Regions from separate parts of the Homo sapiens genome. Here region 1 is linked to region 2. The links are chromatin contacts, found by POLR2A ChIA-PET in ENCODE. All regions are on one chromosome and are shown on one strand. Each heading gives the region's core, a stretch centred on a gene start or an enhancer-like site at or near the end of the contact. The rest is flanking DNA. Distances are from core to core; before and after follow the strand shown.

Region 1 (3,187 bases), core at 132-2,631, 220 kb after region 2:
AGAATGGCATGAACCTGGGAGGCGGAGCTTGCAGTGAGCCAAGATGGCGCCACTGCACTCCAGCCTGGGCAACAGAGCGAGACTCCGTCTAAAAAAAAAAAAAAAAAATTTTTGGAGACAGGGCCTCGCTCTGTTGCTCAGCCTAGAGTGCAGTGGTGCCATCATAGCTTGGTGCAACCTTCAACTCCTGGGCTCAGCAATCTTTCCACCTCATCCCAATTTATTAAGTATACTTTTTAGGAAGTTTTTTGAATAATAATATCAATAGTTACTATGTGTTTGGGTAAAATAGAAAGGATGGAAGCATATTTGATCATGTTTTGTTCCCAACACATATTAAAGTTGGGAAGGATTCTTGTGTTGCCTAAAACTGAAAGACAGCAGGTCTCAGGCACTTTTGCTTTCCCAAAGCTGTGTTTGTTTCCTTGCATGAGAGGATATGATGGCACTCTACTGTTTTTTCCCGACAGAACTCCTCTTTCCTAAAATGGAGTCGAGTAAAAAGATGGACTCTCCTGGCGCGCTGCAGACTAACCCGCCGCTAAAGCTGCACACTGACCGCAGTGCTGGGACGCCAGTTTTTGTCCCTGAACAAGGAGGTTACAAGGAAAAGTTTGTGAAGACCGTGGAGGACAAGTACAAGTGTGAGAAGTGCCACCTGGTGCTGTGCAGCCCGAAGCAGACCGAGTGTGGGCACCGCTTCTGCGAGAGCTGCATGGCGGCCCTGCTGAGGTAGGCGCCCTCGCCCGGCCCGTCGCCCGGCCCCTTCTCAGCCCTCGGCCTCACCCTCTCCTTCATTCGTTTCTCTAAAAATAAACCTCTAGAGGTTTAAAGCCCTAAAGAAGTCCATAAAAGCCTCCGGGCCCAGCTTGTGAATCCTTTAGGGAGGTGCAGTGGGATCCCACGTGTGGGTTTACTGAGGCCTCTGCGTGTCTCTGACCTGCCCCGCCCGTGTCTTCCCACTCCGTCTGTAGAGCCTTGGTGCCCCTCATATGTGTTGCTGTATTTTATTGAGGAACCTCACAGTTCCATGGAGGAGATACACCAGGAAATGACAAGCCAGTCATTTAAGGGCACGTGTGCTGGTGTGCAAGGATGCCGCAGAGAGGAGGGAGGATGGGGTCAGCTTAAAGGACTGGACAGGTCCCTACCCGAGCAGAAACCTAGGCCGCATGCTTACTCAGCAGGCGTGTGTGGAACATGCACCGAGCCCATGGCAGCCCTTTGCTGCTGAGTGCCAGTGCTGGTACCGCTGGTGGATCATGAAGGCAGGCTGGAGCTTTACTGCAGAATAGCATCGGCCAGAAGAGCACCTTGATTCACCCTGCAGGCCTCATGTTTTCTGGCATTGTGCTGGGTGCTGGGGTCGCTGCGGGATGCCCTGGTCTTGGCCACTGCCGTCAGGGCATGTCGGCCTGGGAAGGTTGCCAGCTCCTCCTCCCACAGCACTCAAGCCTGGGCTGCACCCGAGCCCCAGCCTGGGCACAGCAGCCAGCCCCCTGCCCTGTCACCTGCCTTCACCCTCCCCCTTCTCCATGCTTCCCTCTGTGGTCTTACCCACTCATCCCAAATAGTCAGCTAACCTTTGCCCACTTGGGGGCAAAATGACACTTGAGCTTAGTGACAGCACAGGAGACACAGAACACCGTGTCTCCTAACACAAGAGCCTGGACTACACCTCTGGGCCCAGGAGAAGCTTCCCGGTGGAGGAGGGGCTGGAGCCCCCATATATGGTGGGCCACAGGGGAGGGAGGCTGGTCCCCCTGTGCAGGTGCCATTGGCCTTCCAATAGACAGTGAAGCCAAATGGCCTGTGGAGAAGGGCTGGCTGCTTTTACAACGCAGGAGCAAGGCTCTCCAAGTAAACAGGTACTCACACTGAAGAGCTGCTCTGCAGACAGCTAGCTTTGGTTTCTGAAATAAAATTTCACTTTTACATTAAGTGGAAGGGGCTTTCCAAGTGGGACTGAACTAAACTGTTCTACTTGGTAACTTCCTTTTGAAAAATCAGCATTTTAAAAAATGTAGCCCTTTTCTCCCATGGCTTCCTATGTAAAGTGAATCACCAGGGCGTCCTGAAGCTCTGCTGGTTGCTGTGAGCCACTGTGCAGACCTGACCATAAAGTGAATGCTCCCAGAATCTCCTGAGTCCTCTCAAGAAAGGGACTTCCACTCTAATGCAGTCACTTGTGTTTCCCTGCAGCTCTTCAAGTCCAAAATGTACAGCGTGTCAAGAGAGCATCGTTAAAGATAAGGTATTCTGGGGTTTTTTTTAATCATTTTGTCACATGTTTTCAGCTGGGTAATACTTTTCACATAGTTTGCATTCGGCACTCTGGCACAACACATTCTCTCAGTTTTGGCAGCTGATGCGGCAGGCTCCCAGGCAGGACACTGTGCCATGTGATCACCTGGGCAGACAGTGGATTCAGATCCACTTGGCCACTTCCCTACTGTGTGAACTCTGTGAGCTACTTCACCCCCTCACCTGTAATAATCATATCACCTGCTAAGACCGCAGGGAGCTGGTGTGAGGAGTAAGGGGTTGATGTGAGCAAAGTGCTGAGATGCCTGTCTGTGGCAGGGCTGTCTGTGGTTGGGTCACTTCCGTCATTGCAGGTCTTTATCCCAGACAGCTTCTACTCAACTCTTACACTAGGTTTTACCTTCAGACTCGCTAGGCTGAGGGGTTCATTTGAGTTTGTGCTCCCTGCCCCCCAGGCCCCCTGTGATATCTTTAAGTCATTAGACATGAGTGAGATTAGCCCCTTCTCGCCCCCTGTGGCTGTCCTCAGCTAGAGCCCGTGGGCGTCTCTGCACATTCAGAGGATGGGGCTGCCCAGCCTGCCACCAGCTTCTCTCCTGGGGCCTGGTCCTTCTCATGGAGACTGACAGTCATCCATGTGCTGCTGTACCCTGCCAGGTATACTTGGAGTTTGAAACAATTCTTTTCTTTTCTTTCTCTCTCCTTTCTTTCTTCTTTTTCTTTTTTTTTTGCGACAGAGTTCACTCTTGTTGCACAGGCTGGAGCACAATGGCACGATCTTGGCTCGCTGCAGCCTCCACCTCCCAGGTTCAAGCAATTCTCATGCCGCAGCCTCCCGAGTAGCTGGGATTACAGGCACGAGCCACCACGCCCAGCTAATTTTTGTATTTTTAGTAGAGACGGGGTTTCACCGTGTTGGTTA
Region 2 (3,289 bases), core at 659-3,158:
CAGGCTGGCCTCGGCTTCCCAAAGCGTTGGGATTACAGGCATGAGCCACCACGTGCAGCCTATAGTGTTATTCTTTAGTAGTTCCTAAAAGGCTTGTGTTAGATGTTTATAGCTGATAGTTGTGGTTTGAATCTGTGTCCCCAGCCAAATCTTGTGTCGAATTGTCATCCCCAGTGTTGGAGGTGGGGGCCCATGATTGGATCATGGGGGTGGATATCCCCCTTGGTGCTATTTTCATGATAGTGAGTGAGCTCTCGGGCGATCGGGTCGTCTAAAAGTGTGTAGCACCTCCCTCTTGTCTCTCTTGCTCCTCCTCTGGCCATGTTATATGTGCTTGCTTTCCCTTTGCCTTCCACCATGATTATAAGTTTACTGAGGCCTCCCTAGAAGCTGAGCAGATGCCAGCATCATGCTTCCTGTACAGCCTGCAGAACCTTGAGCCATTGAAACCTCTTCTCTTTATAAATTACCTAGTCTCATCTCAGGTATTTCCTTCTTTCTTTCTTTCTTTCTTTCTTTCTTTCTTTCTTTCTTTCTTTCTTTCTTTCTTTCTTTCTTTTTTTTTTTTTTTTTTTTGAGACGGAGTCTGGCTCTGTCGCCCAGGCCGGAGTGCAGTGGTGCGATCTCCACTCACTGCAAGCTCTGCCTCCCGGGTTCACGCCATTCTCCTGCCTCAGCCTCCCGAGTAGCTGGGACTACAGGTGCCTGCCACCACGCCTGGCTAATTTTTTGTATTTTTAGTAGAGACAGGGTTTCACCGTGTTAGCCAGGATGGTTTCGAACTCCTGACCTCAGGTGATCTGCCCGCCTCAGCCTCCCAAAGTGTCGGGATTACAGGTCTGAGCCATTGCGCCCGGCCAGGTATTTTTTTATAGCAGTGTGAGAACAGACTAATACAATAGCCATCATGTAAAATACAGTTTCCATTTTGAGCCAGGCACTTGGGTAAAAATGAAGAGTAGGTAAAAGACAAGATGTAGTTCTAATTTGAGCTTGTCATTTAGTATTTGAGTAATGCCGCATAATGGCTGTGGGTTTCCGATGACACACACCTTTTCATGATGTGGGTGGCCTAGGGAGTAGTGTGTTTGTTGGAACCACAGTTCTCTGCAGAGGGAATATGATTAAGTCTGATCTTTGTAATTTAGAATTAATGAGGCCAGGCGCACTAGCTGACACCTGTAATACCAGCACTTTGAGAGGCGAAGATGGGGAGGATCACTTGAGCCTGAGTTTGAGACCAGCCTGGGCAAGATAGTGAGAACCTGTCTCTACAAGAAAATAAAGAAAAAAATTTTTAAAAAAAGAAAAAAAATATAGAATTGGTATCTTGGCCACACCTCTTTCCCTGTGGTTGAGTTTTTTTTTTTTTTTTTTTTCCTGTTCTTTTCCTTTTTTTTTGAGACAAGATCTCTTCGTCACCTAGGCTGGAGTGCAGTGACATGATCAAGGCTTGCTGCAGTGTCAGTCTCCTGGGCTTAAAGGATCCTCCTGTCTCAGTCTCCCAAGTAGCTGGGACTGGAGGTAGGTGACACTAGCCTGGCTCACTTTAAAAACATTTTTTGTAGAGATAAGGTCTTGCCATGTTGCCCAGGGTGGTCTCAAACTCCTGGCCTCAAGCCATCCTCCCTCCTCAGCCTCCCAAAGTGCTGGGGTCTCTGGCATTCACCACCGCGGACAACCTTTTTTTTTTTTTTTTTTTTTTTTTAAGCTAAATTTTGTTGAATATTTGGATAGGCAATACAGGCATATGGTACAAAATTAAAAGATGCAAAAGGGTTATGCACAAGAGAAGTACATTTCTTAGGCATTCCTGGCCTTCCATTTTCCCTTCCTGGAGGCAGTTTTCTGATTTATTTTCTACAAGGATTCTGTTTAAATACTGGAGAATATCTGACCTGTTGTACTTTACTTTAGAATGGCAGGAAGCTGAATGACTCATGGGCATTTTTCCCTTTGTGAAGCTCATTGACATTCCTTCCTCTCAATACCTTAACTATGGCATGTTTTATAATTTGCTTTTGTTTTTGCTTTATCACAGTATTTTCCTATGTTTTTTATAGTCTTAATTTTTAAGCACTGCTTTAGGTATCTATTAATAGTTCAGAAAGTTGCGAAGATTACAAGCTCATATTTGTGAAAGTGTCTGGCACATAATAGGTGATCAATAAATATTTCCTTCTAGCTTGTCTGTCCCCTATCTCCCACTGGTTGTATGTATGAAACAAAAAAATGAAGGAGAAGGCTGAGCATAGTGGCTCATACCTGTAATCCTAGCACTTTGGGAGGCTGAGGCGAGCGAATTGCCTGAGGTCAGGAGTTAAAGACCAGCCTGGCCAACATGGTGAAACCCCGTCTCTACTAAAAATACAAAAATTAGCCGGGTGTGGTCACAGGCGTCTGTAATCCCAGCTACTCAGGAGGCTGAGGCAAGAGAATTCCTTGAACCTGGGAGGTGGAGGTTGCGGTCAGTCGAGATCGCGCCACTGCACTCCAGCCTGGGCAACAGAGTGAGACTTTTTGTCACACACACACACACACACACACACACACACACACACGTGAAATAAACCTATGAACCAACTAATGCAGTGGATTCCAAAATTAAGATTAAGCTTGTGTAAGTTGTAATGTTTCTTGATGTACCCATTTATTTGAGTGGAAACAGATTCTTTTCATTCTTTGAAATCACTTTGCTGAGATTTTTTTATTTTTTTTATTTTTTTTTTGGAGACAGAGTCTCGCTGTGTCGCCCAGACTGGAGTGCAGTGGTGTGATCTAGGCTCACTGCAACCTCCACCTCCCGGGTTCAAGCGATTCTCCTGCCTCAGCCTCCTGAGTAGCTAGGATTATAGGCATGTGCCACCACACTCAGCTAATTTTTGTATTTCAGTAGAGGTAGGGTTTCACCATGTAGGCCAGGCTGGTCTCAAACTCCTGACCTCAAGCGATCCGCCTGCTCAGCCTCCCTGAGTATTGGGATTATAGGTGTGAGCCACGGTGTCCCGCCAAGCTGAGACATTTTTAAGAAAATGTTTCTGTTTTTTTGTTTATTTGTTTGTTTTGAGATGGAGTCTCACTCTGTCACCCAGGCTGGAGTGCAGTGGTGCCATCACTGCAACCTCTGCCTCCTGGGTTCAAGCAATTCTCCTGTTCCAGCCTCCTAGGTAACTGGGACTGCAGGCTTGCCACCATATACCTGGCTGATTTTTTGTATTTTTAGTAGAGATGGGGTTTTACCATGTTGGCCAGGCTGGTCTTGAACTTCTGACTCAAGCGATCTACCCAC

What was found. ChIA-PET counts read pairs that join two places held with the same protein, here RNA polymerase II (POLR2A).
Region 1: POLR2A ChIA-PET joins it to region 2 with 13 read pairs in activated naive CD4-positive, alpha-beta T cell. The contact joins two enhancer-like sites. POLR2A ChIA-PET finds 5 or more read pairs at or near these places in 3 of 52 experiments (BJ, WTC11 and activated naive CD4-positive, alpha-beta T cell).

Annotation. Positions count from the first base shown.
Region 1 is chr14:102,869,715-102,872,901 of GRCh38, forward strand. It overlaps TRAF3 (TNF receptor associated factor 3), which reads left to right. Exons shown (of 12, transcript NM_145725.3): 3 at 471-732; 4 at 2,203-2,254. The coding sequence starts at 488. Among named protein-coding and RNA genes, the nearest start is that of AMN, 51 kb to the right of the region's middle. Within about 2 kb of position 1,382, at least 3 of the 41 ENCODE cell types and tissues checked have a DNase peak (open chromatin) inside an H3K27ac peak, as active enhancers do.
Region 2 is chr14:102,653,428-102,656,716 of GRCh38, forward strand. The region is part of intron 2 of RCOR1 (REST corepressor 1); the gene reads left to right. Among named protein-coding and RNA genes, the nearest start is that of RCOR1, 62 kb to the left of the region's middle. RefSeq lists an enhancer at 1-340. Within about 2 kb of position 1,909, at least 2 of the 41 ENCODE cell types and tissues checked have a DNase peak (open chromatin) inside an H3K27ac peak, as active enhancers do.